Regions from separate parts of the Homo sapiens genome. Here region 1 is linked to region 2. Evidence: read pairs that join two places in POLR2A ChIA-PET (ENCODE). Cell type or tissue: OCI-LY7. All regions are shown on one strand. Each heading gives the region's core, and the rest is flanking DNA. Links, peaks and the distances in the headings are about the cores only. Region 1 holds the start of RIPOR1 (RHO family interacting cell polarization regulator 1). Region 2 overlaps RANBP10 (RAN binding protein 10).

The links. Peaks named below come from ENCODE experiments on the same cell type or tissue, not always from the same donor. Only the 100,000 strongest peaks of a DNase experiment are listed, where the experiment ranks them.
Region 1: POLR2A ChIA-PET joins it to region 2 with 6 read pairs; 3 of 35 experiments call an interaction of 5 or more read pairs at or near these places.

Annotation. Positions count from the first base shown.
Region 1 is chr16:67,525,021-67,541,372 of GRCh38, forward strand. It overlaps RIPOR1 (RHO family interacting cell polarization regulator 1), which reads left to right and starts at 3,809. Exons shown (of 22, transcript NM_024519.4): 1 at 3,809-3,894; 2 at 13,404-13,530; 3 at 13,652-13,804; 4 at 13,970-14,048; 5 at 14,708-14,731; 6 at 14,826-14,879; 7 at 15,033-15,185; 8 at 15,280-15,343; 9 at 15,438-15,481; 10 at 15,559-15,684. The coding sequence starts at 13,427. It overlaps LOC100505942 (a long non-coding RNA gene), which reads right to left and starts at 3,725. Exons shown (of 2, transcript NR_104656.1): 1 at 3,297-3,725. RefSeq lists silencers at 3,766-3,875, 3,906-4,135, 5,136-5,415, 12,274-12,553, 12,774-13,283 and enhancers at 13,064-13,685, 13,434-13,503. In OCI-LY7, for the core only: a CTCF peak has its summit at 11,979 (motif pointing left); DNase peaks (open chromatin) are centred at 7,361 and 9,608.
Region 2 is chr16:67,766,114-67,782,465 of GRCh38, forward strand. It overlaps RANBP10 (RAN binding protein 10), which reads right to left. Exons shown (of 14, transcript NM_020850.3): 3 at 5,921-5,973. Among named protein-coding and RNA genes, the nearest start is that of RANBP10, 32 kb to the right of the region's middle. RefSeq lists an enhancer at 15,347-15,496. In OCI-LY7, for the core only: no CTCF peak of the experiment used is centred there; no DNase peak of the experiment used is centred there.

The sequences.
Region 1 (16,352 bases), core at 7,252-12,251, 240 kb before region 2:
GCTTTTGCTCTGGTTCAGCAAAAGAGGCTGCTCCTTTCTCCTGTGGCTTAAACTCTTGCTCCCCCAGCCTCAGCTGCTCCTTCCAGGACCTACCCACTGTCTGCCTAGGGAGCCCCAACAAAGAGCCACGCTAAGGGCCCCTTCTCTGCAAAGCCCTTCCTAACTAGCACACATGTGCACACAGACACAGTCCCACACACTCACATACACACACACCCTCAGCATTTGGGGACTTGGGAGGTGCAGAGACTTGGACATACCTGTTCTCTTTGACTGTGAGCCCTGTGGGAAGGAACTAGGGAGATCTCACCTCTGGTCACCCCAGGGTGGCCCGGGCACAGCCGACATTCCACAAATGCTTGCTGTATATCTGGCAAATGAATGAATGATGTGGCCCCAGGCACAGTCCAGGGCAAGCTTCTATTCTATCTGTTCACAGAAAGCTGGGATGGGGGTGGGGGTTGCATGGCAGAGAGTTGTCATCCGCGGGGGCTGTAGGGTGGGGTGAGGGAAGCCGCGGTTTTTCTGGGGTTTCGGACTTGAACTGCATTACTTCTGAAATGGAACTAGCAGTGCCGTGTGTGAGGACTGGGGGTTCATTGCGGCTCTCACCACCCTCTGCTGTCTGTCCCAGGGATTTTTCTCAGGCCTGAGTCCACCCCTCTGAGAATGTGATCTCCCAGTGGTTAGAAGTGCTCATAATTCCTTTCTACACACACCACAGCTACCAGCTGAGTCCCAGGCAGAGGACAGGGCTCAGGAAATGATGCCTGATTCAAACAGGGCCGAGCTGACCACGACCCAGGGAGCCAAGTTGGAGCTCAGAGTCTGCCCTTCCCAACGATGTGACAGTTTCTATGGGAAGTTCTTGCCTTCCCTGAGCTTCAGGTGTCTCCTCTTTGAAGTGGGTTTCAAGCTGTGTCCTCCCCTGTGCTTAGCTCACCAATTGTTAGGGAGAGGCTTTGAAAGCCACCAGGACCCTGTGACCCTCGGAGGGATGCTGCCCTTCCCTCGAGGCCCCTTGGATGTGGGGGAAGAGCCAGGTGAACTCCCAGGTGTTCCATTTAATCACTGCAGCGCCATCTGTGCCTGGTCTGGTGGTCACAGGCCTGGCCATGGACAAGGACAATAGGCAGTAATGGGTGCTCAGAGGACACAGGTTCCCTGGAGGAAGGGACATCTGAGCTGTTTTCCAAGTGGATGAGGGGGAGAAGCATCCTAGGCAGAAGGGAGGCTGGGAAAAAAGGCAGAGGCCAGAGGGTGGAGGCTGCATCCAGGGAGCTGCAGGCTGGGAGTGTAGTGGAAGCCAGATCACAGGGGCCGCAGAATAAGTGCAAGATAAGGAGGTGAGGTCATCTGAGGCCAGATCTCCTGGGCCTTGGAGGCCCTACCACATAGTATGGACTATCTTCTGGAGTGGGTGGGCATGGTAGGGGGAGGGAATTAATTCAAAAGATGTTAAGGAGAAAGAAGCAAGAGGACTGGGCAGCTAAAGGAAGGTGAGGGCAGGAGAGGGGGATGCCAAGGGCTCATGCATTTACACGTTCAGTTACTTGCTCATTCAACAAATATTTCTTGAACTCCCACTATGAGCCAGGCACCTTGATGATAAGGACTTCTGTGGTTCCTACCCGCACACTACTTAGAGACAACACAGTCAGGCAGGGTCAGGCCCATGAGCACACATGGTGTGCACACTGCTGCCTGGCCATGGTGAGCAGTATGAAAGGAGTCAATAGGAGGCTGGAACAGAGGGTGTCTGCAGAGAAAGTACTCAGAAGATGCCTGGCTGAGAGGTGACTTTAGGGGTGGGCAGAGGCCAATTGGTGCCAGCTTTGAGAACTCCAGAAAACCCCAGTCTCTAGCTCAGGTGGATGCCTGGGTAGACAGTGGTGCTTTGTAGGGATGGGGACAATGCTGAGGACTGGTGAGTCAACCAGAAAGCAGCCAGGGGCTCTGAAACAGGAGAGGGCTCTGGGCACAGAGGGAAGTTTGGGATGGTCAGCAGTGAATGGATGGGAGCCCTGAGACTGGATGATATTTTAGGGTAGGGTGAATAAAGAGAAGAACTCAGCCCCTGGAAGTCATGCCCAGGTTTAAGGACTTCAGAGAAAAGGGCACTGACCGGCCCAGTGGCTCATGCCTGTAATCCCAGCACTTTGAGAGGCCAAGGTGGGTGGATCGCTTGAGGCCAGGAGGTGGAGGCCAGCCTGGCCAACATGGTGAAACCCCATCTCTACCAAAAATATAAAAATTAGCCGGGACATCTCTACCAAAAATATAGAAATTAGAAGGCGGAGGTTGCAGTGAGCCGAGATCACGCCACTATACTCCAGCCTGGGCAACAGAGGGAGACTCCGTCCCCCAAAAAAAAACAAAAAAGAAAGAAAGAAAAGGGCACTACAAAGGAAGCCCAAGAGGAGGGGCTGGAGAGTGGAGAACTGTGAGGCAGAGGTGGCTCAAGCCTGTAATCCCAGTACTTTGGGAGGCCAAGGTGGGAGGATCGCTTGAGCCCAGTTAGAGACCAGTCTGAGCAACATGAAGAAAGCCCATCTCTAAAAAACCGACCAAACAGGCTGGGCGCGGTGGCTCATGCCTGTAATCCCAGCACTTTGGGAGGCCAAGGCGGGCAGATCACGAGGTCAGGAGATCGAGACCATCCTGGCTAACATGGTGAAACCCCATCTCTACCAAAAATACAAAAAATTAGCCGGGCGTGGTGTGGGCGCCTGTAGTCCCAGCTACTCGGGAGGCTGAGGCAGGAGAATGGCATGAACCTGGGAGGTGGAGCTTGCACTGCATTCCAGCCTGGGCGACAGTGACACTCTGTCTCAAAAAAAAAAAAAAAAAACCCGACCAAACAAAACCAAGCAAACAAGCAAAACACACAAAAAAACAGCCCTCAGGACTGGTGGGGGCGGGGTACAGATATTCAGGGACCTCTTACTGTCCCTGAAACCATTCCTGGGTAGGTCTGACATACATGAGGGCTGCGGGAGTGCAAGGCCTGGAGAAGCCTCAGGGGTGTCCAGGTTGGAAGGGCCAGGGGTGTCTGATTGATGGGAGGAGCGGGGGAGTGGAACTGGCCCTTTGACCCCAACATGGGGTCGACTCTCAGCCCCACCTTTACCGACTGTGTGGAGGGCCAGCATTCTAGCCCCGGCTTTGGAAAGGACTGGGTTGCCCAACACATGGCCCTGTACCCGGACCCTGCCAGCGTCCCCACCCCAAGACTGCCCGAAAACCAGTACCCAATGAGTGGGGAATGCATGACCCGGCTATGAGCCTGGACTTACCAGCCAGACAGTGGCAGAAAGGGCGGCCTGCCTCTACAGCGACGCTGAGGCTGGCTGAAATGGCAGGGCTGAAGGGCAGCGTCTGGACCCAGAAGGTGCCAGGCGGCTTCTGGACTCCCCAAGGCCTTCACAACAGCCCTGGATCCTTTCCACCAACCAGCCTAAGCCAGCAGTAGCAGCTCCAGGACCTGTTTCAGGTGGTCACGGACAGGGGGCCCGCAAGGTCTCCAGAGCCCGAGGGATCTGGGGAGGGGACAAGCAGGCGGGGCTCCCTGGCGCTCACCGTTTTAGGGTCTGCGTGAGAAAGCCTCCCTCACATCCCCCAGGGTCTGCCCTCCCTGCAAGCTGGTGGGCTGCGTGGGCCACCGGCCTGCCCCGTTATCCGAGAGGGCGGAGCGAGCCGTGGGCGCCTCTAGGGGTGCGGGAGCCGCGGGAGCGCAGGGGGTGGGGCCCGGCGGGCCAGGGGAGGGGCGGCGGGGCGGCGGGCGGAGGGAGGGGCCGGCGCCTGCGGCGGCGACAGCGGCAGCTGCGGCGCGACCAGGCCGGGCACCTCCGAGCGCAAGGACAGCGCGAGGTCCGCGCAGCCCAGCGCAGCCATGTGAGTGTCCCGCGCCGTTTCCGGGGCTGCAGGCCGGGCGGGGAGCAGGCGCGGAGGTTCTGGTGCCCCCCCGCCGGCGCCGCCCGGTGGGTCCGGGATCTGCGGCTCTGTCCCGCCTCACCCCATCTCCCGGACCCCGGCCGCGCCTTGTCTTTCCTCCCCTCCCCCCGGGCGTGGAGAACGCAGCTTCTCCCACAAAAGCCGCCGCCTCCGGGCCTGCAGAGCCTGGCGCTGCTGCCTTCCTCCCACGGCAAGGCCCTGGCGGCCGGTGCCCCGGGGCGCTGGGATGGGCCAGGCCAGAGAGCGGGCTCAAGGCGCCAGCCTGGGCCCTGGCACGCGCGCTCCCTGGGAGCCCTTGCTGCCTTCGCCGCAGGGGAGGCTGGGCTGGAAATGGGGAGGGGGCGACGAAGGGTGCGGGCCGGCCTAGGAGCTGAGCTAATCCTCCTAGCTCTAGGGGCCGGCCTAAGCGGCTTTGTGGCCGGCCCCGAGGTGACCGAGCCTGGGCTGGAGCCGGGCTCTCCGCCCAAACCTGGCGTAGCCGAAGCCGGAGAGGATCGTCCTTGTCGGGGAACGGAGCTTTTCCCTGGAAATGGAGGTTGGCGCAAGGTTCCTGCAACAGCCGGGCCTGGGCTCTCTGCAGAACTGGTTTGGGCAAGGGGCTGCTCACCAGGGCTAGAGGTCGGATTCAGTCCAGATTCAGCACCCTTTGTCCTCCTCTCCAGGGTGAGCCCTGAGTCCGGCCTCCCCTACAGACCCTCCCCAGCCAGTTCTAACGTGTGTCCAGGCTGGCCGCCCCAGCACCTACTGTGCGCAGCCTCGTGTAACAATACTTGTGCCCTGGCTGCAGTCTGCGGGGCCGCGCCCTGGGCCTGCCGCATTCGGCCAACGCACAGCATCTGAGGAGGGTTATGACCATCTGGCAGATGCAGAAACAGGCCCAGAGAGGTTAGTAGTATTCTCAAGGTCACACAGCTGGTTTGGGAGAAGCGAGGATTAGATCTGAGTCCTTGCCCCTGCGACACCCACCTCCGTGGTATTGGAGGGAGGAGAGGAATGATAATTGGGGGCTGAGGTACAAAATACTCCAGCGGGACAAGGAGGACTGGCATAGCTCCTTCTTCCACCGCCCTCTCCGGCTTGGGTCCTGTGACTGCGGCGGGAGAGAGGAGCAAGGTGAGCCGCCCCAGGGGTCTGGGTTTGGGTGCGGGTGAGGGGAGGACTCAGGACTCTGGGCTGGGTCCCGCTTGAGAGAAGCGGGCGGGGAGGGCGCGGGTGAGTCACGGCGGCCCCTCTGCGTCGCCGCTCGGACTCAGCCCTGGCCAGGCCCGGCCCGGGGGAGGCCGCCTGGCTCCCAGCGCGCGGCCAGGGAATGTAACCAGCTGACCAGGGAGGGGGCCGGCAGGAAGTGAGGCCACCCGACAGCCTCCGCCCGGTTCCGGGGTGGGGGGTCCGGGGCTGTGCCGCTCCCCCTCCCTCCTATACGCTTGGGCAGCTGCGAGATGACGTCAGCCGCCGGGTTTGGGGGCAGTTGCCATGGAGACAAGGACAGGCTCAGAAGGGACCCCCTTCTCCCTTGCAGCCGCCCCTTGCCCAGGTTATTTTTAGCCTCTGTTTACCTCGGTCGGGGCGGCCCCGGGGTGGGGCGGGGCTAGACCCGGGGACTCCCAGAGAGGCAGCTGGCCTGGCACAGTGCTGAGATGGGCAGCCCAGGTGGTGGGATATTCCGCCGCACCCGGGTGTGCCAGTCTTGGTGTGTAGGAAGTATAGCGGGGCTGCAAGATCTGGGGCCATGCGGACAGGTCAGGGCTCCTCCACTCACGGCCATCCTGACCTGGCTGTGCTGCAAGCCCCATAACCTTTGGAACCTTGGATCTGGGTTATTTCCCATCCTGGGAACAGACTATAGGGCTGACATGAGCCCAGAGAGTCCCCTGGTTCTTATCAGCCAGTCCCCCACCAGTTGAGGTGGCCCTTCTGCCTTAGCTCAAGGGGTTCAGCTCTTTCCCTACCTGCTCTCACCCAGCAAGGGCAATCTTGCCCGCCCATCTCCCGAAGCGGTCACTCAGATGGACATTATGATGGTCATTTGTACCAACAGTTAGACATCCTAGTTCCTATGGGACTCGGGGGATGGTGGCAGCAGAGGGCCAACCAGAGAGAGAAAAGTGATGGAACAGTCAGCGGTTTCCAAGTCCAGAATCCCAGGGGATCCCCACCCTGCACCATCCCAGGGAGCAGAGCCCCACTTGCTGATGGTATACGATACCATCAGCCAGTGGGAAGGGAGAGGGAGGATTGCATGTCGGGTAGGGGAGTTGGGGTGGACATAGACTTAAAATCCTCCCCACCAACAAACAGCTCAGGACCTGCTGTTCCTGTGTCTAGGCAGCCCAGCTTCCCCCACTGTTCCCCCCCTTCATCTCCCAGGTGCTACAGGACCCCCAGAGCGCTGTGGTGAGCCAAGCAGATATGCCCCAGGTCTCACAAGGTTCAGTCTGGTGGGAAGACAGGCCCTAAAGGAGAACTGACAACTGGGTTATGTGGTCTCGGGGTTCAGAGGGAGGAAGTCAAAAAGGGGGAACCAACCCAGGGCCTGCTTCCTGGAGGAAGAAGTCATAGGGTAGACTTGAGGAAGGAGAGGGACTTGGGGCTGAGTAGTGGGAAGAAGGAATAGGAGCGATGGGGGCTGCCGGTCAGATTCTGAAGAACCTTGCAGGTATTGAGAGAGGGTCTCAGTTGCTGGAACAGAGAAAGCAGGGGACTGGGAGGAGAGGAGTGGTTGAAAGAATGTGAGGGACAGGACAAATCCTGAAGGGCCTACGTGGGTCATGTTAGAGAGTCTGGGCTTTCTCCCTGGGACAAGAGTGGCTGTGGCTATTTCACATCAGTCTGAATAGAGTGATATTAAAGATTTAGAGTCCTGGGGTCAGACAGCCTGGGTTTGAATCATGGTCTTGACACTTACCACCTGTGTGACTGTTTTGTTTTGTTTTTTGAGACAGAGTCTCGCTCTGTCGCCCAGGCTGGAGTGTAGTGGTGAGATCTTGGCTCACTGCAAGCTCCACCTCCCGGGCTCATGCCATTCTCCCACCTCAGCCTACTGAGTAGCTGGGACTACAGGCGCCAGCCACCACGCCCAGCTAATTTTTTTTTTTTTTGTATATTTAGTAGATATGGGGTTTCACCGTGTTAGCCAGGATGGTCTTGATCTCCTGACCTCATGATCCGCCCTCCTCAGCCTCCCAAAGTGCTGGGATTACAGGCGTGAGCCACCGCACCCGGCCGTGTGACTGTTAAAAATAATAGCAGTTAGTATTTGTTGTGTGTTCACAGTTAGATGTTAGCTAGGCATGGTGGTGCATGCCTGTGGTTCCAGCTACTTAAGAGGCTAAGGCAGTAAGATTGCTTGAGCCCAGGAGTTCAAGGCTGCAGTGAGCTATGAACGCACCACTGCACTGAAACTGATCGCTTGAGCCCAGGAGTTCAAGGCTGCAGTGAGCTATGAACACACCACTGCACTGAGACCTGGGTGACAGCGTGAGACCTCGTCTTAAAAAAAAAAAAATTAGGTATAGTGAGTCCACCTCAACGTCCCTACCCCACATACAATTCTCCCTTCCCCAAACACTTCCTATAGAGGGACATCCTCATGAGAGGAGATCTCATTTCATCCTCCCAGCAGCCTTGGGAAATAGCTGTTGTTATTATTATTATTGTCCTCTTTTTACAGATGGGTGTCTGAAGCCCAAAAGGCTGAATAAGTGTCTTGCCCAAGGTCACACAGCCTCAGGTTTCTCAGGTGCGAAGTGGAGCTAATAGGACTTACCCCATAAGGCTGTTGCCAGGATTAAATGAGATGATGTTTGCTAAGCTCAATGCCTGGCATATAGAATGCTCTCAATAAAGGACAGTTTTTGGCACTGTCAAGTGGCTACAATTTTAAGGTCAGTGTTGTTACTGAATAATGAATGGATGATTGCAGGTTAGAGTGGAGACAGGAGGTCCCTCAGGAAGGTTCTAGCTCATCAGAAGCCCAGCTGTAGGGCTCGAGGGGAGAGTTGGTGATGGCTTGGACCTGAATTCTGGCTATAGGGGTAGAGGTGAGGGGGCAGATTGCAGAGAGATTTAAGAGCCAGACCTGGCAGGAGGGGGTGACCTGGCAGGAGGGGGTGACTGGTCATAGGGGCTAACTGAGACATCCAGGACGACTTCTAGTTTCTGTCTTGAACAACGGGGTACATAGATGGTGGAGTGTCATGGAGAAGTTGAGACTAGGGAGAGTCAGGTGGAAAGTGGTGAATTTGGTTTGGGAACCTCAAACCCAGCATGCACTATGACAGCGCACGCTGCATCTGGGGAGGCAGCAAGCAGGCAGTTGGATACAGAGGCCTGGTGCTCAGAAGAGTGGCTTGGGTGGAGGAGAGATAAGGAAGCTGGCAACATTTAGATGGCATTGAGCTGCGGGATCTGTGCACAGCCCAAGGGCGGGGAGGATAAGGCCCATTCGGGGATGGGAGGAAAGAAGGGGCCTCTGTGGGAAAGTAAGATATGCAGCCAGAGAGGTAGATAGAAAACCAGCGTATTGTCTCTTGAAATTCAGGGGAAGGAAGGGCTTAAAGAAGAGGAGGGGAACCACGAAGTCCAAAGCTTTGCTGAGATCAAGCAGGATAAGGATAAAACATGGGCACTGGGTTCAGCAACAGGGAGGTCACTGGTGACCTTGTCCAGTGGTGGGTACAGAAACTGGACCAGGGTGGGAAGAGGAGCAGGCGGGTGTAGTGAGAAAATGCAGGTAGACATCTCTTCAAGACACTTGGCTTTGAAAGGAGAGGAGAAAGATGGAGTAAGAAATGGGGTAGCTGGACAAAGACAGAAGGTCCACAAGCAGTCTTTTTTTTTTTTTTTTTTCTGAGATGGAGTTTTGCTCTTGTCGCCCAGGCTGGAGTGCAATGGTGCAATCTTGGCTCACTGCAACCTCCACCTCCCGGGTTCAAGCGATTCTCCTGCCTCAGTCTTCTGAGCAATTGGGATTACAGTCATGCGCCACCACGCCCGGCTAATTTTTTTTTTTTTTTTTTTTTTTTTAGTAGAGACGGGGTTTCACCAAGTTGGTCAGGCTGGTCTCGAACTCCTTACTTCAGGTGATCCACCTGCCTCGGCCTCCCAAAGTACTAGGATTACAGGCATGAGCTGCTGCACTGGGCTGAGTCATTTCTTTTTTGTAATTTTTTTTTTTTAAGAAAGAATCTTGCTCTATCACCTAGGCTGTAGTGCAGCGCGACCTCAGCTCACTGCCTCCTGGGTTGAGCAATTCTCATGCCTCAGCCTCCCGAGTAGGTGGGACTACAGGCCATGCCACCACACCTGGCTAATTTTTGTATTTTTAATAGAGTCAGGGTTTCACCATGTTGGCCAGGCTGGTCTCAAACTCCTAGCCTCAGTGATCCACCTGCCTCAGCCTCCCAAAGTGCTAGGATTACAGGCGTAAGCCACCGCACCGGCCCAACATTTTGTAATTATTTACAACCAATTTTACATTGAAATATAATAGGCACACAAAAAGTGTGTATGTCCTAAGTGTACAACTCTGTACATTTTCATAAGAGAACACACTCATATAGAATCAGGAAATTTAACCCAGAGCAGGAAATAGGACATTACCAGCACCCTGGAAGACCCTTGTGGCCTCTTCAGTCACAACACCTGGAGGGAGACTCCCAGGCTGACTTCTATCACCATAGATTAGTTTTGCTTGCTTTTGAACTTATTATCAAGGTCATACATTTGTCCTCTCTTGGGTTTGCTCTCAGATCCACCCATATTGTTGCATGTCACTGTATATTTTTCATTCTTTTTGCTATGTGGTAATTCCATTATTCATTGACAGGCATCTGGACAGTTTCTAGGGTTTTCTTTTTTTCTTTTTTTTTTTTTTTTTTTTTTTTTGAGACAGACTCCCGCTCTGTCACCCAGCCTGGAGTGCAGTGGCATGATAGCAGCTCTCTGCAGCCTCTGCGTCCCAGGTTCAAGCGATCCTCCTGCCTCAGCCGCCCAGGTAGCTGGCACTACAGGCGTGCACGACCAAGCCCAGCTAATTTTTGTATTTTTAGCAGAGATGGGGTTTCACCATGTTGGCCAAGCTGGTCTCGAACTCCTGACCTCAAGTGATCCACCCACCTCTGCCTCCCAAAGTGTTGGGATTATAGGCATGAACCACCACACCCAGCCCGTTTTTATTTTTCATGTGGGAGTGACTTGAGCTTGTCTGAGACTTGTGGAGAAAGTCTGAAACACCCCAAAAGGAGAAAGATGACTAGGGTCACACTTGAGGATTTGCCAGGTGGGCAGTGAGGGCCTGGCCAAGGTTGAGGATTGCTCTGTGATTCCAGCCAGGCTGCTGTGCCAAGACCTCTGGCAACTCCTGCCAACCTGTGTGCAGGTGTAGAGAAGTCCAGGAGTTGGATTCCCCAGGGCTGGTTTCTGCCAGCTGGGAGAGAGGTGCGCAGTGCTGAGGATACTTGCAGCAGGCAAGTGATGGGATGGTGGCTGTGGATCCAGGCTGGGGAGGAGGCTGTGCAGGGAAGGTACAGAAGAGAAGGTAGGAGGGAGCTAGCAGAAAAAAAGAAAGCAGAGGCGGACTGTGAGCTCTGCACAGGGTGGTGTCTGTGAAATTCTGGGCTGTATCTCCAGTGACTGGCACATGCTTGGCACAAGGTTGCCACTCAGTGAATAGGTGAATAAATGGGTGAGGGCTCAAGGGGCCAGAGGTCTCAGGTAAAAGGCAGGTGAGGTGGGGGTGATGGAAAGCCTGAGGGTTGCATCAGTGTGGTTGTGGTTTAGGAGGGGGGCATTCCAAAGGCAGGTGATAAGGCTGGGGATGGCTGAAGGGACCAGAGAGGCCAGCGATAGGCAGGCAATCCATGGGAATGCACAGGTCACCAGTGTAGGGTGCAGGGTACCCAGGCTTCGCCTTCAAGGAGGAGGGGAGAATAACATATCTCAAACTGAGGTCCCTGGACCTCTTGCATCTGAATCTGTCGGGGGGAGGGGGAACTTGTGGAAATGCAGACCCCTGGGCCCAACCCAGCCTTTTGGGGAGAAAGTAAGCACAGTATGGGAGAACTGAGCCTCAAGGAGCAAGAGTGTTTATGGGATGGGGGAGCATCCAGCCCCTCCAAGGTCAAGGGAGGGATGGGCATGGTGGCATCTATCCAGGCTAGAGGTGGACATGGGATATTCAAAGAAGAGATAGGCTGGGCGCGGTGGCTCATGCCTGTAATCCCAGCACTTTGGGAGAATGAGGCAGGCTGATCACTTGAGGTCAGGGGTTCAAGACCAGCCTGGCCAACATGGTGAAACCCCGTCTCTATTAAAAATACAAACATTAGCCAGGCATAGTGGCGGGTGTTTGTAATACCAGCTATTTGGGAGCCTGAGGCAGGAGAATCGCTTGAATCTGAGAGGCAGAGGTTGCAGTGAGCCAAGATCGTGCCACTGCACTACAGCTTGGGAGACACAGAAAAAAAAAGAGAGGTACTGGGGATGGGGATCAGGATGGGAACGCAGAACCTGAGAGGCCCATGTGAGCTGGGGGCAGGAAGGATGGGGCATTAGCCTAGGATGCAGCTTGACTAGGGAGGAGGCCCTGGCTGGCAGCCAGACCTGATCCTTTCCCCTGGGTCCTGGGAAGAGGGGAGTGCTCAGGCTGAGCACTCCCTCTGTGGGAGTAGGGATGGGGTGGTGCATGGGGCTGTGGGACTCTGCATCCAGTTCCTTCTCTGCATCTCTCTTGGCGCAGCAGCACACACTATGGGGTGGATCTAGCCTCACACTTTCAGCCTCTCTTCTCAGCCTCAGTCCCCTGGTGATCAGTGCCCTAACTCTCCGCCCTCCATTGGCACAGCCCCTCCAATCAGCACCCTTAGCCCATCTTTCCACTCTTCAGCCCCCTACTATCCACCTTCTCACACTTAGAACCCCAGCTCTCAGCCCTCTGTGTGTTCAGCCTTAGCACTGCTCAACAGCCACTCTTTTTTGGGGGAGACGGAGTCTCGCTCTGTCGCCCAGGCTGGAGTGCAGTGGCGCCACCTCCCGGGTTCAAGCGATTCTCCTGTCTCAGCCTCCTGAGTAGCTGGGATTACAGGCGCGCGTCACCATGTCCGGCTAATTTTTGTATTTTTAGTAGAGACGGGGTTTCACCTTGTTGGTCAGGCTGATCTCGAATTCCTGACCTCGTGATCCGCCCGCCTCGGCCTCCCAAAGTGCTGAGATTACAGGCGTGAGCCACTGTGCCCGGCCTCAATAGCGACTCTTTAAGCCCCCTACTCTAATGTCTGATACTTCCTCCACTTAGCGTCTCCATTCTATCCCTTCATATTCATCCCCATGCTCAAATCCCTTTACGCACATTGCTGACCCCAGCTGAGCAGACCCCTCGCCCCCCGTCGGTCCCCTCCCCGAGGGGAACCCCAGTCACCGGTCCCGCCCCATCCAGGCGGGCTGAGTCAGGCGGCAGGAACTGGGCGGGGGGCGGCGCCGGGAGGAGCCGAAGCCGAGCCAGAGCCGCTGGGAGCGAGCCCGGAGCCCAGCCGGGCGGCTCGAAGTGGCCAGGGCCGGAAGGTCCGCGGGGGGCGAGCGCGGGTCGGGGGCCGTCCCGGACCCACCATGAACACCAAGAAGAGAGGTAGGACCCAGCTCGGGGCTGCGAAAGCTCAGGGACTGGCCCCAGGGGAAGCAGGCCGGGTTTGGGGGCCAGGAGTGTGTGTTTCGCCGAAGCGGGGTGGGGGTCTGCCGAGGAGCTCTCCCCGCCGATGCCGGGGTGGAGGCGCACGTCCGTGACTCAGTTTCCAGGTGGGAGCCTCAGGAAAGAGGAGGGGGCGGGGCCCTTCTCGGCATCGCGCCCAGCTCTGGGAATCCCCCTGCCTGGAGGGCGCCGGGACGCCCGGGCCGGTGGGGGCTGGGGGCAGCAGGTCACGCTGGCAGGCGGGGGGCGGGCGACAAACCCGCACCGGCTGGGCCTGTCGGGCAGCTCCGCAGGGCTCCGAGCGTGGCCCCGCCCCGCCCCGTGACCTCCTTGGGCTCCCGGGGTGGGGGGCCCCGAGCTCCGGGTGCCCTGGGGGGGGAAATCGGGGGCAGGGCTGGGGAGGCTGCCCCGCCCCCGGGTAAACAGGCGCTTCCGCACATTCTTCGCGCGCGCCGCCCCTTTCCTGCCCCTTCCCAGCCGGAGGAGGGTCCCCGCGCGACCCCCCTTCCTGCCCCGCGGCAGGCGGAGCCCGCACCTCGGCAGGAAGTGGGGGCCGAGCCGAGGCCACGCTGAGTCCGAGGCCGAGTCGCCTGCGGCTGTCCTGTCATTAGTGCCCGGGTCGGCGGGACTAGGCGGACCCGGCCGGAGCCCGCTGGGGCAGCTGTGCCTAGCGACAGGAAAGACCTGCGCCAGCCCTGGATCCCGCTGCGTGGGAGAGGGCTTCGGGGATCCGACTGGTACTGGACACCCCCCCGATCACCCGCAGGGAGCCCCGCGCGGACTCACTCTATGATGTCCCTGTCGGTGCGGCCGCAGCGCCGTCTGCTCAGCGCCCGGGTCAATAGGAGCCAGTCCTTCGCAGGCGTCCTCGGCAGCCACGAGCGGGGGCCCAGGTACGCGGCCGCGCAGGGTTGGTGGGGTCAAAGGGCGTCAGATGGGGCTGGGTCTGGGGGTGCGTAGTGAGAGTCTGGGGGACTCCTGCTCTCCTCTTTCTGAGGACAGCCTCTCCTTCAGGAGTTTCCCGGTCTTCAGCCCGCCGGGGCCCCCACGGAAGCCCCCCGCGCTCTCCCGAGTGTCCAGGATGTTTTCCGTGGCTCACCCAGCCGCCAAGGTGCCGCAGCCCGAGCGGCTGGACCTGGTGTACACGGCGCTGAAGCGGGGCCTGACGTGAGCAGCTCCTCTGTTCCCAGCCCTGTCCCGGGATCCCTCCCCAAGCCCGCATCCTGCTAGCAGGAACCTTCTCCAGCCCCATGCCCTCTCCCTGCTGTCTGCACCCTGGGCAGCATGAGGCTGGAGAGCCGAGTTCATTCTTGTGGTCGCCCCTTTCCTCAGGGCCTACTTGGAAGTGCACCAGCAGGAGCAAGAGAAACTCCAGGGGCAGATAAGGGAGTCCAAGAGGAATTCCCGCTTGGTGAGTGGCGGGAGGTACGGATGCCCTTTGCCTCTTTGGTGTGGAGGGCTGGGCAAGGGCAGCCCTGGGTGATATCTGGGCTATTTTCTGAAGTGATCTGGTTCAGGTGTGAGTAGAAAAGGGGATATCAGGAAAGGCTGAGGGGCTTTTCTATCCCCAAACTTTGCTGTGCATACTTTCTGCTTGGGACTCAGTACCTGCTCCAGGAGCTTCCAGTGGGGTAGGTGGGACCCCTACAGACATGGACAGCAGGAGATTCTGCTGCAGTGGTACTGAGCAGTGGTACTGCTGCATGGTGCTTCTTGGGAAGAGGTTAGGGCTTCCTGGAGGAGGGAACACTTCTGCCGGGGCTTGATGGGAGTTCCCCTGCAGAGGGAACCTTGCACAAGGAAGCAGAGAGCTCTCCCCAGGCGGCTGCAGGAAAAGGAATCCCAGGGAAGAGGTGGAAGGAGGGGTCCTGGAGGGGGCTGAAGGGACCAGATCTGTGCTACCAGCATCCACCAAGGGCTAGACCAGCAGGAAGGGGCGTCAGTTGCTACTGTGACAGGAGTGCTTGTGGACTGTGGTGTGAGAAAGGGGAGCTGTGACGAGTCTGAGTGCCTCTGCTGGAGTCCTCCTCATCCCTCCTAAATATTTGCCCCTTCTCCCCACCCCTGCAGGGCTTCCTGTATGATCTGGACAAGGTGAGTATGCATGGAATGGTACTGGAAGGGGTTGGCTCACAGGGAGGGTAAGGACCCTGGGCCTCAGGCCCCTCCTGACCCACCTCTCCCCCAGCAAGTCAAGTCCATTGAACGCTTCCTGCGACGACTGGAGTTCCATGCCAGCAAGGTACGAGTGCAGCATGTGTGCAGAGTGGGGTGGGGGGTTGGATATCATAGGGAGAAGAGGGGTGGTGCCAGGCCCTGGGTGAGCAACCTTAGAGGTGAGTAACCCCAGAGGTGAGTCTCAGTCCCCCTACTGTCACCCCACTCACCTTCCCAGATCGATGAGCTGTATGAGGCATACTGTGTCCAGCGGCGTCTCCGGGATGGTGCCTACAACATGGTCCGTGCCTACACCACTGGGTCCCCGGGAAGCCGAGAGGCCCGGGACAGCCTGGCAGAGGCCACTCGGGGGCATCGCGAGTACACGGAGGTGAGGGATGGGGGCCCATGAGGCAGAGGCACAGGGTGTGGCAGGGCTAGTGGCTGGCCCTTGACCCCCTCCTGTCCCTGCCCCTCCCTCCCAGAGCATGTGTCTGCTGGAGAGCGAGCTGGAGGCACAGCTGGGCGAGTTTCATCTCCGAATGAAAGGTACTGAGTTGTGGGGGCAGGTGGGGGGCTGGAGGGAGTATGCTGAAGAACCCCAATATGGCTCACCGACTTCTCCCCTTCTCCTCCAACTCAGGGCTGGCTGGCTTCGCCAGGCTGTGTGTAGGCGATCAGTATGAGGTATGAGAATGTGCAGGGAAGGGCTGGGTCGGTAGGGTCCCAACACCTAGGCTGCCTCATCCTACCTGTTCCCCCAGATCTGCATGAAATATGGGCGTCAGCGCTGGAAACTACGGGGCCGAATTGAGGGTAGTGGAAAGCAGGTGTGGGACAGTGAAGAAACCATCTTTCTCCCTCTACTCACGGAATTTCTGTCTATTAAGGTGATGTCTCTGCCCAGGACGGCAGGCCACCATGGCCCTGTGAACCCCTTGTGACCCCCATTACCCTGAGTCCCTTACTCCTGTGATCCCCTCATAGCTCCATAGCCCTGTGAAGATATGATTCCATGACCTTCATGATCTCTGTGGCCCTGAGAGGAACAATCTTTGTGACTCTTAGGACATCATGGCTTCCTGACCCTGTGACCTCCTCATGATCTTCTGACCCTGTGAATATTTGACCTCCTAAGCTCCCATGAGGCTGTGACCTCTATGACCTCAGTGACCCTACCATGCAGACCTCTGTGATTCCCATGCTCCCAGGCTGCTTCAAGCATCCATGGCTCCATGAGCATGCATGTGTCTGTCTATCTATCTAGGAGTTGGCGGGTCTCACTCTGTCACCCAGGTTGGAGTGCAGCAGTGCAATCATACCTCACTGCAGTCTCAAACTCCTGGGCTCAACCCATCCTCCCACTTCAGCCTCCCAAGTAGCTGGGACTACAGGTGCACCACCATGCCTGGCTAAAAATTTTTTTTTTTTTTTTTTTTGAGACAGAGTCTTGCCATGTTGCCCAAGCTGGTCTTGAACTCCTGGCCTTAAGTGATCCTCCTGCCTCAGCCTCCCATGACCATTTTATAAGTTCTATGCAAATTCAGACCTCAGATTT
Region 2 (16,352 bases), core at 5,789-10,788:
TGACCTGCATCTCAACGAAGAGCCTCTTGGAAATCAGCAGCGGCTGGCAGAAAGGCTTTAGCTGCTGTCGTCTTCCATCCCACCTCCCCACCAAAATACCAGGACCTTCATCTCTGTTTATGAATGATGATGCTTTCGGTTTTGCAAAATGTATGCTCATCACCAGAAATAAAAAAGTGATCCCAGAAACTGGAAAGCACCAAAAGGGATTCCGACTTCAAAACCCAGTACTGCAATGAATAACGGCAAGCTGATACAGTTTGGATGTTTGTCCCCTCCAAATCTCCTGTTGAAATGTGATTCTCAATGATGGAATGGAGCCTGGTGGGTGGGAGGTGTTTGGGTTACACTAGCATTCCTCATGAATGGCTTGGTGCCCTCCCAGCGGTAATTAGTTCACATGAGATCTGGTTGTTTGAAAAGGAGTCTGGTACCCCCCGCCCCCACACTGCTCTCTCTAGCCATGTGATATACCAGCTCCCCTTCCATTCCACCATAATTTTAAGCTTCCATAGGCCCTCACCAGAAGCAGATGCTGGAGCTAGGCATGTACAGCCCTGAATCATGAGCCAAATAAAACTCTTTTCTTTATAAATGATCCAGCCTCAGGTATTCCTTGACAGGAACACAAACTAACAAAAAGGCCCACTATCACCCCTGAGAGGGGTGCCCTTTACTCCATCCTCCCACCTGCCCTGTACTGGATCTGACCGGACATTCAGCTAGCCCTGTATTCTGGAAAAGCCAGGGGCATCCATCCTTCCCAGGGAGAAGTGGTATCTAGATGCAATCTGATTCCTCCTTTCCACCTTAAAGACAATCAGGGAGATGATCAGATATGGCAGGAAGGAAAACCCTGAGGAGTTGGCAGGCAGAGTGAAACAAAGACAAGTGCAATATCCACTGAACAGTTAGGCCCCTTTCCCTTGCCAAAGAGAAGTGCACCCATGAGGAAAATAGATTTTCCTACAGCTTTGTATTAGCAATGTCAAAGGACATGACCAGTAGCTGGCTTCAGACCAGCCCAGAGAGGTTAAGTCTCATATTGTGAAAAAGAGAAACAGACTAGGCTGGCTCCATATGGTCCCATCTCAAAGAGACTCAGATCAGCCCAGCAGACTCTGAACACCTCTCACCTCGTCTACTCCACTCCATGGATCTCAAACTCAATGGGTGACACAAAAACAGTTTTTACTAGGCAGGCATGGTGGTATACACCTGTAGTCCCAGCTACTTGGGAGGCTGAGGCAGGAAGATCATTTGAGCCTATGAATTCAGGGCTGCAGTGAGCCGTGACCACTCCACTATACTCCAAGCTGGGCAACAGCGAGACCCTGTTTCAAAAAAAAAAAAAAAAAAAAAAAAAAGCCAGGCACTGTAACTCGCGCCTATAATCCCAGTACTTTAGGAGGCCTAGATGAGAGGATTGCTTGAGCCCAGGAGTTAGAGACCTGCCTGGGCAACACAGGGAGACCTTGTCTCTACAATTTTTTTTTTTTTTGAGACGGCGTCTCGCTCTTTCACCCAGGCTGGAGTGCTAGGGCGCTACCTCAGCTCACTGCAAGCTCTGTCTCCCAGGTTCACGCCATTCTCCTGCCTCAGCCTCTCGAGTAGCTGGGAGTACAGGCGCCCACCACCGCGCCCGGCTAATTTTTTGTATTTTTAGTAGAGATGGGATTTCACCGTGTTAGCCAGGATGGTCTTGATCTCCTGACCTTGTGATCCACCCGCCTTGGCCTCCCAAAGTGATGGGATTACAGGCATGAGCCACCGCGCCCTGCCTCTACAAGAAAATTTTAAAAATTAACCAGGCATGGTGGTGTGCACCTGTAGTCCCAGCTACTCAGGAGACTAAGGTGAGAGGATCACTTAAGCCTGGGAGGTCAAAGTTGCAGTGAACCATATCATGTCACTGAACCCCAGCCTGGGCAACAGGGCAAGACCTTGTCTCAAAAAAAAAAAAAAAGGTTTTTATTAAAGAAAAAAGAACATACGGCTAGGCATGATGACTCATACTTGTAATCCCAGCACTTTGGGAGGCCGAGATGAGTGGACTGCTTGAGCTCACTTCAAGACTAGCCTGGGCAACATGGCAAAACCCTGTCTCTACAAAAAATACAAAAACGGCCGGGCGTGGTGCCTCACGTTGTAATCTTACTACTTTGGGAGGCTGAGGCAGGCAGACTGACTGAGCTCAGGAGTTCAAGACCAGCCTGGGCAACATGGCGAAACCCCATCTCTACTAAAAATACAAAAAATTAGCCAGGCGTGGTGGTGTGCGCCTGTAATCCCAACTACTGGGGAGGCTGAGGCACGAGAATAGCTTGAACCCGGGAGGTGGAGGTTGCGGTGAGCCGAGATCGTGCCAGTTCACTAAAGCCTGGGTGACAGAGTGAGACTCTGTCTCAAAAAAAATAAAAATAAAAATAAAAATAAAAATAAAAATACAAAAACTAGCTGAGCATGGTGGCATGTGCCGGTAGTCCCAGCTACTTCGGGGGCTGAGGCAGGAGAATCGCTTCAGCCTGCAAGGTTGAGGCTGCAGTGAGCCATGTTTGCACCACTGCACTCCAGCCTGGGCAACAAAGTGAGACCCTGTCTTTAAATAAAAAAAGAACATATGAAGCAAAGGATACTAAGTCCAACACATGGCGTAACAGACCACATCCTAAGACTACCTAAAAGACAAACATGAGGATTTCCTGATACAGGGCCATTTGCTTTGGTTTATTTTGTTTTAATTACATTTATATTTTTAAAACAGATAACATATTCACAAGAAAGAAAATTCCAAAGGCTTGTGAGTGAAAATTTTTCTTTCTCAGTCCTGGCTCCCGCCACCCATCCCTTCCCAAGGAACAGCAAATATTACAAGTTTTTCTGTAGCTTTCCAAAGATGATCTATACATATACAAGTAAATACAGATATGTTTGTTTTCTCTTTTTTTTGCACATTTGGTAGCACATCATATATTTCCATGCTTTATATTTTTAATTTCCCAATATATCCTACAGATGATTCCAAATTGGTACCTAAAGAGTCCCCGGCCAGGAGCAGTGGCTCATGCCTGTAATCTCAGCACTTTGGGAGGCCGAGATGGGTGGACTGCTTGAGCTCAGGAGTTCTAGACGAGTCTGGGCAACCTGGTGAAACCCTGTCTTTATTAAAAATACAAAAAAACTAGCTGGGCGTGGTGGCATGTACTTATAGTCCCAGCTACTTAGGAGGCTGAGATGGGAGGATCGCTTGAGCCCAGCAGGTTAAGACTGCAGTGAGCAGTGTTTGTGCCACTGCACTCCACCCTGGGAAACGAAGCAAGACCCTGTCTCAAAAAAAAAAAAAAAAAAAGTGCTGGGCGCAGTGGCTCACGCCTGTAATCCCAGCACTTTGGGAGGCCAAGTCAGGCGGACCACGAGGTTAAGAGATCGAAACCAGCCTGGCTAACATGGTGAAACCCCGTTTCTATTAAAAATACAAAAAAATGAGCCGGGCGTGGTGGCAGGCACCTGTAATCCCAGCTACTCCGGAGGCTGAGGCAGGAGAACGGCACCAACCCAGGAGGCAGAGCTTGCAGTGAGCCGAGATCTCGCCACTGCACTCCAGCCTGGGCGAAAGAGCAAGACTCCGTCTCAAAAAAAAAAAAAAAAAAAAAAAAAAAAAAAGAGTCCTTACCAGGCAGGCTGGCTCATGCCAGTAATCCTAATACTTTGGGAGACTGAGGCAGAAGGACTGCTTGAACGCAGCAGCTTGAGACCAGCTGGGGCAATGCGGTGAGACCCCGCCTCTACAAAAAATGAAAAATTAGCTGGGTATGGTAGCTTGTATCTGTAGTGCCAGCTAAAGGGGAGAATGAGGTGGGAGAATCACTTGAGCATGGAAGGTCAAGACTGCAGTGAGCCATGATCATGCCACTGCACTCCAGCCTGGGCAGCAGAATGAGACCTTGTCTCCAAAAACAAAACAAAAAAAAGCTCATAAAAGTCTCTTTTCTCCACTACCAACTCAGTGCAAAAGTTGAAAGAGCACACCTAGAACAAACAAACAAAATTAAGAATCAGTTTGCACTTGACAGGAAATTATTTTTCCTGTACATTAAGAGGTAGAGCTACAGATACTACAGCTACAACTACTTAGCCAAGGCCAGATGCTCATATAACAAAGAACACAGCCACACAGTATGCAAAGAAAACTGCCACACACGTTCTGATTAACAATGAAAAACCAGTTTTCACTCAGATCAATCAAAGGGGGAAAAAAGTAAGATTCCTGACAATTAGTTGAATCCTAAGCATCCTAGATTGAAAGTATTAGAAATCAGTCTACTAGAAAAAAATCAGTGATTCACATTAAACATTGATTAGAAAAGACGTAAGGTCTGAGTGTAACTCCCTGTTTGGGGAAAGCCAGCTGCCTTCTCTGTGTCATAGGCACAAAGAGCAGGAGGCCAAGAAAAAAACACAAGGACTTTTCCTGACCCCATGACGTGTCAGGGAAGCCTGGATCATGTCACTTCTGCTGATTCAAGGGACCAATGGACTTAAGACCATTTTCTGGAACCCATCAGTTCACGGCAGAAGCTCTGTCTCCCCAGTTGCAGCCAGTCCAGGTCTAGGTATGAGCTGCTGGGCAGAAAATAGCTGAAATTAGCCAGGTGTGGTAGCACATGCCTATAAATTAGCCAGGTGTGGTAGCACATGCCTATAATCCCAGCCACTTGAGGGGCTGAGGTGGGAGGAGAACTTGAGCCCAGAAGGTTGAGCCAACCAGAAGGTTGAGAAGGTGGTGCCAAGATCGCGCCACTACACTCCAGCCTGGGTGAAAAGCGAGACCCTGTCTCAAAAGAAAAATAATAGATGATAAAAATAAGGCTGGGTGCAGTGGCTCACGCCTGTTATCCCAACACTTAGGGAGGCCAAGGCAGGCTGATGGCTTGAGCCCAGGAGTTCAAGACCAGCCTGGGCAATGGCAGAACTCTGTCTCTACAGAAATTACAAAAAATTAGCTGGACATGGTGATGAGCTCCTGTGGTCCCAGCTACTAGGAAGGCTGAGGATCACCTGAGTCTGGGAGGTCGAGGCTGCAGTAAACTGTGACTGAGCCACTGCACTCCAGCCTGGGTTACAGAGTGAGACCCTGTCTCAAATATATATATAAATAAAAAATAAAGAAAAGAAATTGCTTCAATCACATTCCACGTGGGAGGTCACTTAAAAACTTTGATCTTTTTTATTTATTTTATTTTTTTTTTTGAGACGGAATCTCACCCTGTTGCTCAGGCTGGAGTGCAGTGGCGCAATCTCAGCTCACTGCAACCTCCACCTCCCGGGTTCAAGCGATTCTCCTGCCTCTGCCTCCCAAGTAGCTGAGACTACAGGTGTGTGCCACCACACCCGACTAATTTTTTATTTTTAGTAGAGACAGGGTTTCACCATGTTGGCCAGGCTGGTCTCGAACTCCTGACCTCAGGTGATCCATCCACCTCGGCCTCCCAAAGTGGGATTACAGGCGTGAGCCGCTGTGCCCGGCCAAAAACTTTGATCTTTAACACGATGAAGTAACAAAGGAGCCAAGGTTGGCAGCAGTCTTCCTCCCAGTACATGCCTGAGTCTGCTCAGCAAGGCCAATGGGAGCAAGGGCTACTGACGCGTATCCCTACCTGGAGCAAACTCAGGTCAGTTGACTTTGATGGCAAACAGTTCAAATTCCATTAATGACAATCACTTGTCAATTAATTTTTGGAATGGAAATGCACACCATCCTGGCCCAAGGGCTACCTTTCAGGATCCTCCAACCAGTAGCATGGCTTGAGGTAGGCAGCTAGCAAACAAAGTCCTCCCCAGCCTCTCTGCTACCACCATGACTCTCAACCCCAATTGGATCAGGAGAGCAGAACAAATGTTCTCTTAAACAGTGACTCACCAGGAAGTCTGTTCATGTTGACGCCTTGAGCCGAGAGTCCTATTCCCATGTAACTTCAAAAAAAAAAAAAAAAAAAACACAAAATTTTTGGTTAGCAAATGCTCATGCGTCTCCCTTCTCAAACATTTATTGGTAAAAGACAGAAAAATGAGAAAAGCAATGAATGTAGAGGCTCTTATAACATACTAATGGTTCTTGGAGAAACCTGACATTTTGATTTGCTAATGGAAAGCATCTTAGTGCCTCACCCAGCTAGAGAAAACAGAAAGTTGCGTGTGTTGTGTCACTATGAACCACCGGCTTCAATTTCAGAGGAAAGTGTCATGAATTCATGGCTTCCAGTCCTTTGGCATTCTGGCTGTAGCTAAGGCACAGAATCTATTCCTAAGATGTGCCTAAAGCATCTCAATCCTAGGTAGTGCTTTACAGAGCAATGCACGATTGTTCCACAGGGAGAACCCAGTCTGCACCAAAGACCAGGACATGGTAAAGCCAAGTTGGATCTACATAGGATCATCAATCAAGACTGCTCAAACGAGCTTGTTCTCTGGGTCTCAAAATTCATTACCTTCCCCGCATACATTCACATTGGCCTCCCAAACCACACAAAGCTGGGAGTAATGATGTGTGAGGCCCCCAGAGACCCCCTCACTCCTCCCACTCTTTGAAGAGTGGGGCTTATTCTCTTTGAACCCTGACTTAGTTGTGATCTCATTGGAGTATGCAACCTGGGCTCCTGTGGGGCTGCTCCCTGTGTCATTGACACCTGGAGGTAGAATGGCACCCAAATGTGGGTGTCAGCTTCCTCTGGCTGCTCTCCCCTTAGACAATCCACTCAGATTCTCAAGTTGAGGCAGAGGCTCCCAGGCCATCTACTAATAAATACCATCTTACCTTTGCACTTGGGACTTTTTAAGTTAATGCTGGAATGAGTTAAGACTCTGGGGGACTAGTGGGAAGGGATGATTGTATTCTGCAATGTGAGAAAGACATGAAATTTGGGGGGCCAGGGTAGAATGATATGGTTTCGATGTTTGTCCTCTCCAAATCTCATGTAGACATGTAATACCCAATGCTGGAGGTGGGGCCTGGTGGCAGGTGTTAAGATCATGGGGATAGATCCTTCATGAATGTCTTGGGGCAGTCCTCACAGTAATGAACGAGTTCTTGCTCTATGTTCCTGCGAGATCTGGTTGTTTAAAAGAGTATAGCACCTCCCCCCAACTTGTTCCCGTTGTTGCCATGTGACATGCTGGCTCCTAGTCAACATCCACTATGACTGTAAGCTTCTCCAGGCCTTTGCCGGCACCATGCTTCCTGTAAAGCCTGTAGAATTGTGAGCCAATTAAACCTCTTTTCTTTATAAACCTTCTTTTCTTTACCCTGTCTCAGGTATTTCTTTATAGTAATATAAAAAAGGCTAATACACTGCCCCTGCCAGTCCTTTATTGGCAGTAAATGCCCTTTTGCCTTTCTCTGGGTTGCTGCACCACTATATTTGGGGGAGCAGCCTCTACTACCAAAATAAAGGGTCAGGCAGGGAGGGAAGGCTCTGACCTACTCACCTGCCTCTGAAATCAGCTATCCCAATCATGCTGGGCAGGAACAAGGAAAGGAAACAACCCAGCATATGGCCCTGATAACGTGGCCCACATGGCTTAGGGAAAAAGGTAGAGAAGGGAAAGGAGCAAAGCAAAAGGAACAGCACTTCAAAGAGGGAGTTTCATAGTTCGAAGGGAACTTGTCTTCTGCTTTGTTTTAAGCAGCATTTGAGACAGAGTTGGATCCTTAAAGGTCAAAGACATGAACCAATATAGCCTGTAGCTGGACAGGACTGCTCAGTCATTCCCAGAAACACACAAACTGCCTGCCTCCTCCTGCCAGAGGGGCTAGCTTCAAGGACCATCAGGAGCAGAAGCTGTCTTAGCCTGCTGGCAGAATTCCCATTAGATTAAAACTTGCACATTTTTCCAGAAAAACTGCAGCCCAAATAATCAGCTTCCTGACTTTACATGGCAGAGGCTGCCAAAAGTCAGTCTCCATTCCTTCAGTACCTCAGCTGACCAAGCAGCAAACGACCCCAGCTGCCCTGCAGTCAGCAGTCCAACAGGCACAAGTGCAACAGTCAGGGCTTTCCCTGATTTAGACAACAGCCACTCACCATGCCCTGTTCAGAGGGGCCTGGGGCTATGCCCAACACCACATGTCATCCCATCCCCAGCACATAGGCTTCCTGACACTAGGTAAGGGTTTATGTTTGGAGCACATGTGCAAACGGGGAGGTCAAAGGTCACTCAAGAAGAGTTATGCTTGGTCGCTGCAACAGGGCTCTGGTTCCACAACATTCTATGGGAATGGGGAATCACTAAAGCACCTGTGCTCAAAACACAACTTGCTTAGGCCTCCCCACAGGAGACGCCTCTCCCTTCTCCAGCAGCTAGCCCTCAACACCTTCCTACAGACTCTGCTCCACAGGTAAGATGGTGTTTATTAGTGGATGGCTCGGGAGCCTCTGTACAAACCCCTGCCTCGACTTGAGAATCTGAGTGGACTGTCTAAGGGGAGAGCAGCCAGAGGAAGCTGACACCCACATTTGGGCACCATTCCACCTCTAGGTGTCAATGACACAGGGAGCAGCCCCACAGGAGCCCAGGTTGCATATTCCAATGAGGTCACAGCTGAGTCAGGGTTCAAGGCGAATAAGCCCCCACTCTTCAAATACTGGGTGACATTAAGTCTTTTCCAAAAGCATGGTGTTTTAAAGCTACCAAAAGATGCACTCTTCTATCTTCCAGAAACTCTTCATAAACTTAAAGACTATCATCCAACCAATCTGAGAGAAACAAAGCAGACCCTGTGAATACACTAAAAAACACGAATTGTACACTTTAAATGGTGACTTGTATAGCATGTTAAATTACATGTCAATAACACTCAAGAAAGTAGGAATAAAAGGAAACTACCTTAACACAACAAAGGTCATATATGAAAAACCTGGCTGGGCACAGTGGCTCACACCTGTAATCCCAGCATCTTGGGAGGCTGAGGCGGGTGGATCACTTGAGGTCAGGAGTTCGAGACCAGCCTGGCCAACATGGTGAAACACCGTCTCTACTAAAAATACAAAAATTAGCAGGGTGTGGTGGCACACGCCTGTAATCCCAGCTACCAGGGAGCTGAAGCAGGAGAATCGCTTGAACCCTAGAGGCCGAGGTTGCAGTGAGCCAAGATCAGGCCACTGCATTCCAGTCTGGGTGACAAAGAGAGACTCCGCTTCGAAAAATAAATTTAAAAAAACCCCACAGCTAACATCATACTCAATGGTGGAAGACTGAAAGCCTTTCATCTAAGATGCCTGCTTTCACCACTTCTATTCAAGACAGTATTGGGAGTTCTAGATGATGCAATCAGACAAGAAAAAGGAATGAAAGGCATCCAAATTGGAAAGGAAAACTATCTCTGTTCACAGATGACATGTTCCCATACGTAGAAAACCTTGCCAGGTGTGGTGGCTCATGCCTGTAATCCCAGAACTTTGGGAGGCTGAAGCAGGAAGATCGCTTGAGCCCAAGAGTTCGAGACCAGCCTAGGCAACACGGCAATATCCTGTCTCTACAAAAAATTAGGTGGGCATGGTGAAGTGCACCTGTAATTCCAGCTGCTTAGAAGACTGAGGTGGGAAGATCACCTGAGCCCAGGAGATCAAGACTGCAGTAAGCAAGATTGTGCCACTGGGTGACAGAGTGAGACTCCGTCTAAAAAAAAAAAAAAAAAAAAAAACTGGAAAGAAAAGAAAGGGAAACTCTAAAGATTGCACAAAACAAAAAACTTGCCGGGCGCGGTGGCTCACACCTGTAATCCCAGCTCTTTGGGAGGCCCAGGCGAGCGGATCACAAGGTCAGGAGATCAAGACCATCCTGGCCAACACGGTGAAACCCCGTCTCTACTAAAAATACAAAAAATTAGCCAGGCATGGTGGTGGGTGCCTGTAGTCCCAGCTACTCAGGAGGCTGAGGCAGGAGAATGGCATGAACCTGGGAGGCGGAGCTTGCAGTGAGCCGAGATCACACCACTGCACTCCAGCCTGAGAGACAGAGCAAGACTCCATCTCAAAAAAAAAAAAATTAGAATTGGCCAGATGCAGGGCTGGGTGTGGTAGCTCACACCTGTAATCCCAGCACTTTGGGAGGCTGAGGTCGGCGGATCACCTGAGGTCAGGAGGTTCAAGACCAGCCTGACCAACATGGTAAAAACCAATCTCTAATAAAATACAAAAAAATTAGCCGGGTGTGGTGGAACATGGCTGTAAACCCAGCTACTTGGGAGGGTGAGGCAGGAGAATCGCTTAAACCTGGGAGACAGAGGTTGCTTTGAGCTGAGATCAGGCCACTGCACTCCAGCCCGGACAACAGACACGGACTCCATCTCAAAAAAAAAAAAAAAAAAAAAAAAAGAATTGGCCAGGTGTGGTGGCTCATGCCTGTAATCCCAGCACTTTGGGAGCTAAGACAGGCAGATCACCTGAGGTCAGGAGTTCAAGATCAGCCTGGCCAACATGGTGAAACCCTGTCTCTGTTAAAAATACAAAAATTAGCCGGGCGTGGTGGTGGGCACCTGTAATCCCAGCTACTTGGGAGGCCAAGGCAGGAGAATCACATGAACCTGGGGGCAGAAGTGGCAATAAGCTGAGATCGAGCCACTGCACTCCAGCCTGGGTGACAGAGCAAGACTTTGTCTCAAAAAAAAAAAGAAAAAGAAAAAGAAAAAAAAAAAGAACTAATAAGTTACTCTATTTCTCACTTTTCAGTTGTATTGCTACACACTTATAATGAACAATCAAAAAAAAATTGAGAAAACAATTCCATTTCCAATAGCATCAAAAGAATAAAATACTTAAGCTGGGCACGGTGGCTCACGCCTGTAATCCTAGCACTTTAGGAGGCTGAGGCAGGTGGATCACGAGGTCAGGAGTTCAAGACCAGCCTGACCAACATGGTGAAAACCCATCTCTACTAAAAATACAAAAATTAGCCGGGCGTGGTGGTGCATGCCTGTAATCCCAGCTATTCGGGAGGCTGAGGCAGGAGAATTGCAGGAACCCGGGAGGTGGAAGTTGCAGTGAGCCAATACCGCAGCATTGCACTCTAGCCTGGGGTACAAGAGCGAAACTCCGTCCCCCACCCAAAAAAAAGAAAAAAAATACTTAAAAGTAAATAAAGTAGGCTGGGCGCGGTGGCTCACGCCTATAATCCCAGCACTTTGGGAGGCTGAGGCGGGCAGATCACAAGGTCAGGAGATTGAGACCATCCTGACTAACATGGTAAAACCCCGTCTCTACTAAAAATACAAAAATTTAGCCGGGCATGGTGGCGGGGGCCTGTAGTCCCAGCTACGGGGGAGGCTGAGGCAGGAGAATGGCGTGAACCCAGGAGGCTGAGCTTGCAGTGAGCCGAGATCGCGCCACTGCACTCCAGCCTGGGCGACAAAGCGAGACTCCATCTCAAAACAAAACGAAAAAAAAAGTAAAAAAACTTAACCAAGGAGGCTAAAGACACTAAAAACTATAAAATGTTGATGAAGGAAATTACAGACACAAATAAATGGAAAGACATCCTCTGTTCACTGATTAGAAGACTCACTATTGTTAAGATGTCAATACTACCCAAAGTGATATACAGATTCAAGGCCATCCCTATCAAAATCCCAATGATGTTTTCCACAGAAATAGAAAAATCCATATGGAATCTCAAGGGACAGAAACAGTCAAAACAATCTTAAAAAGAACAAAGTTGGAGGGCTTACACTTTCTGATTTCAAAACTTACTACAAAGCTACAATAATAAATCAGTTTAAGACTCGCATAAAGACAGACCTACAGTCCAAGGAATAGAATAGAGATCCCAGAAATAAACCCTCACATGTATAGTCAACTGATTTCAACAAGGATGCTAAGACCATTAGATGGGGAAATGACAGTTTTTTCAACAAATAACGCTGGGACATCTGGATAATCACAAACAAAAGAACAAAGTTTGGCCAGGTGCGGTGGCTCACGCCTGTAATCCCAGCACTTCAGGAGGCCAAAGTGGGTGGATCACCTGAGGTCGGGAGTTCAAGACCAGCCTGACCTATGTGGAGAAACCCCGTCGCTACTAAAAATACAAAACTAGCTGGGCATAGTGGCGCATGCCTGTAATCACAGCTACTTGAGAGGCTGAAGCAGGAGAATCGCTTGAACCCAGGAGGCGGAGGTTGCAGTAAGCCAAGATCGCGCCACTGCACTCCAGCCCAGGCACCAAGAGCGAAACTCTGTCTAAAATAAAAAAAAAAAGAAGTTTTTTGCTTATATTACACCATATATAAAAATCAACTCAAAATGGATCAAAGACCTAATCATAAGAGCTAAAACTTCAACTCTCAGGAAAAGACATAGCAAGCTTCATGACATTGGATTTGGCAATAATTTCTTGGACAAAAGCACAGGCAACAAGAGAAAACATAGATAAAGTAAACTTCATCAAACTTTAAAACTTTTAGCTAGGAATGGTGATGTGCACCTGTAGTTCCAGCAATGTGGGAGGCTGAGGCAGGAGGATCGCTTGAGCCCAGGAGTTTGGGACTAGCCTGGGCGACACAGCAAAACCCCATCTCTAAAAAATGAGAGTGGCAAAGGCCTTGAGATGTTTCCCTAAAGAAGGTGTACATGTGGCCAGCAAGCACCTGAAAAGATGCTCACCATCACTATCGTTACGGAAATGCAAATCAAAACTACAGTGAGGGCAGGCACAGTGGCTCATGCCTATAATCCTAGCACTTTGGGAGGCCGAGGCAGATGGACTGCTTGAGCTCAGGAGTTCAAGACCAGCCTGAGCAACATGGCAAAACCCCATCTCTACAAAAAATATAAAAATCAGCTGGGCGTGGTGGTGCTTTTCTGTAGTCTCAGCTACTTGAGAGGCTGAGATGGGAGCACAGCTTGAGGCCCAGGAAGTTGAGGCTGCAGTGCCTCCCGCCATTGCACTCCAGAGCCTGGGTGACAAAGTGAGACACTGTCTCAAAATAAAAATAAAATAAAAATAGTCTGGGCGCAGTGGCTCATGCCTGTAATCCCAGCACTTTGGGAGGCCAAGGAGGGCTGATTGTTTGAGACCAGGAGTTCGAGATCAGCCTGGGCAAAATGGTGAAACCCTGTTTCCACCAAAAATACAAAAATTAACCAGACATGGTAGTGCACACCTGTAGTCCCAGCTACTCAGGAGGCTGAGGTGGGAGGATGGCTTGAGCCTGGGGTGGGTGGAGGTTGCAGTGAGCCGAGATGGCACTACTGCACTCCAGCCTGGGTGACAGAGCCAGACCTTGTCTCAAAGAAAAAAAAAAAAAAACACAGCGAGATACCACTTTGTACCCTTTGAGCTGCCAAGAATGAGACAAAAATAAATAAGGAAAGGGCATAACAAAAACCTCAAACTCATTCTCCTGTACACATACTGCAGTATCTTTGCATCTATGGAACAGGAAGAATCCCCATAGGAGGCCACTGACACTACCCTTCCTCTATTGATCTCTGCAGGCACCTGAATATGGCTGAGTTATTAGGAGCTCTTGGGTCCTTGCTAACGTTGAGTAATTCAGTAAAAACAGGTGTGATAAATTTCTTTTCATAGAGGTTCTTCCAGTCATTCATGTCATCAACAAAAATGCCCTGTACCCAGTATGATGCTGGGGACATAAGGGTGGGGGCCTGGGCTCAATCCTTGCCCTCCAACAGTTCTAATGTCAAGTCAGGGCAAGCCAGAGAGTCAAGGTGTGCTGACTCAAAATGGGGAATTCCCTCAGGAAGTGAAGGCTGAGCCAAGGCCTGGTAAAGTAAATGACAGGAGAAAGAGGATCATGGTCCACTCAAAAACAGCAGAATGTGGGCCAGGCACGGTGGCTCACGCCAGTAATCCCAGCACTTTGGGAGGCCAAGGCAGGTGGATCACGAGGTCAAGAGATCCAGACTATCCTGGCCAACATAGTGAAACCCCATCTCTACTAAAAATAAAAAAATTAGCCGGGCGTGGTGGCGGGTGCCTGTAGTCCCAGCTACTCGTGAGGCTGAGGCAGGACAATCACTTGAACCCGGGAGGCGGAGAATGCAGTGAGCCGAGATTGCGCCATTGCACTCCAGCCTGGCAACAAAGCTAGACTCCGTCTCAAAAAACAAACAAACAAACAAAAAAACACAGCAGAATGTGAAAAGGCATAGAGGCAAGAAAGCAGCCACGTGGTTGGGGAACTAAGAGAAGTTTAGTATGACTGGGTTACAGTCTGGGCAGACCTAGAAAGACAGACAGCTGGATCTGGAAATGGGCTGTGCATGCACAGCCTGCATGCTAGCTTAAGGAGTCTGAACTTCATGAGAGGTAAATGGGAAGCCACAGAAGGGGCTAAGCTGGGGATGGTGGCTTCAGCCTATAATCCCAGCTACTTGGGAGGCCAAGGCGGGAAGATCATTGGAAGCCAGGAGTGCAAGACCAGCCTAGACAACATAACAAGACCACCTCTGTCTCTAAAAAAAAGAAAGGGTACAGCTGATCAAACAGCTGATATTTGAAAAATGGATTGAAGAACCAAAACTGGACACTTCCAGAGTCATTCCCATGGAAGATGACAAGGGTGGGACAGGAGCAGTGGGATGATGTGGAGACAGGCAAGTGCTCTTTAGAACACAGTTAATTTATTGGGTGGGGGAGGAGCTAGAGAAGCCCAAGACACTGCCCAGCACAACCAGGCACCAAGGAAAGGTCAATTCTCTGAGACCCACTTGGAAATACTGGAGCCAAAGTGCTCAGTCAGAGTTAGCAGCAGCCATTCTCCAGCTGTGCTCTCTAGCCCTGGCATTGATGCCACGCACACACATCTCAGAACACAGCTCCAAGGAGCAAACACAGTTTACAATCCTAGACTCCAATCTCACCTCTGCCACTGAGTTCAACACATGCCCACTGGCATGTCCCATGTGCTCTCAGAGCCTGCTTTATCAGCTATTACCTTGAGGCTGGAGAGCCCCCAAAGCAGCCATTCAACAGGATCAGACAAACGAGCACCTGAGCGCAGTGCCGGAGGCTGAAGGTGGATGATGGGACAACCCCACTTTGTCCATTCATTCATACACTGGAGGATCTTCCAGCATCAGGATCTGGTAAGGAAATGAGGCCATTCTGGAAGGCCTGGATCTCAGGACATCTAAAACAAACACCTGTTTACTTGAGATTACCAAGGAGAAAGGAGGTGAATATTTGCTTCCTTGTTGGTAATGGGCCAGGCTATGCTAGAAACACTCACAGATACAACCTGCCTGGGTCAGCCTGGGAGGGAGGGCGGCAACAAGGGCTTTTACTCCCGGAGCAGGTGACTAGAATAGATAGAGCAGCTTAGCTCCCAACACTTCTCTACCAGGGCCTTCTTTTCTAACTGCAGGATATATTTCAGGAGCTGGGGAGAGGGAATTATTTACGCTATGACACAGGTGAAAGTAAGGTAAAGCCATCTGATTTACTCCTTTCTTCTATATGGCAGCAAAGTGGAGAAGAAATATCATGCCAGAGAGGTGAGACAGGAAGCACAGAGAGGCAACAGACAAGCTCTTCGTGGCAGTGAGGCCATGAGTAGGCCTGTAACTTCTCAGTTCCTACCGTTGCCTGCCAAAACCACAATGCAAGGTGGAGATACGAGAACAGCTATTCTGCCCTATCTAGCTCAAGAGAGAAGAGGGCAGCAAATAGGCACTGCTTGGGACAAGTGGAGTCGAGATCCACCAGAACACAAGATAGAGAAGAAGCAACCGCACCTGGAAGCAGGCAGCAAAGGCCCACAGGTGTCCACACTCACAAATCCACCCAGAAGCTCCCACTATCCACTGCAACTGGCAGGGGGTCCATGCTGCCACCCGAGCAAGGGGGTCCACCCAGCCCTGCCACCCGAGCTCAAGTCTGCTGAAACCCTGCAGTCATGTGGAGAGCTGCAAGCACAGTCCAGTCCTCTTGGATTCCTTTTTCTCTTTGCTTTTCCAGATTTTCTACAACTAACACAAATTACTTTTTACAATTTTTAAATTTTAATTTCTATTTTTAGTTTTTATTTGAGACAGGGTCTCACTCTGTCTCCCAAGCTGGAGTGCAATGGTGAGACCTTGCTCACTGCAACCTCTGCCTCCCAGGCTCAAGCCATCCTCCCACATCAGCCCCCTGAATAGCTGGGACCATAGGTGAGTGCCACCACACCTGGGTAGTTTAGAGATGGGGATTTGCCCTGTTGCCTAGGCTAGTCTTGAACCCCTGAGCTCAAGCGATCAGCCTGCCTTGGCCTCCCAAAATGCTTGGATTACAAGTGTGAGCCACCGTACCCAGCCAATTATTTTATTTTATATTTTATTTTATTTTATTATTTT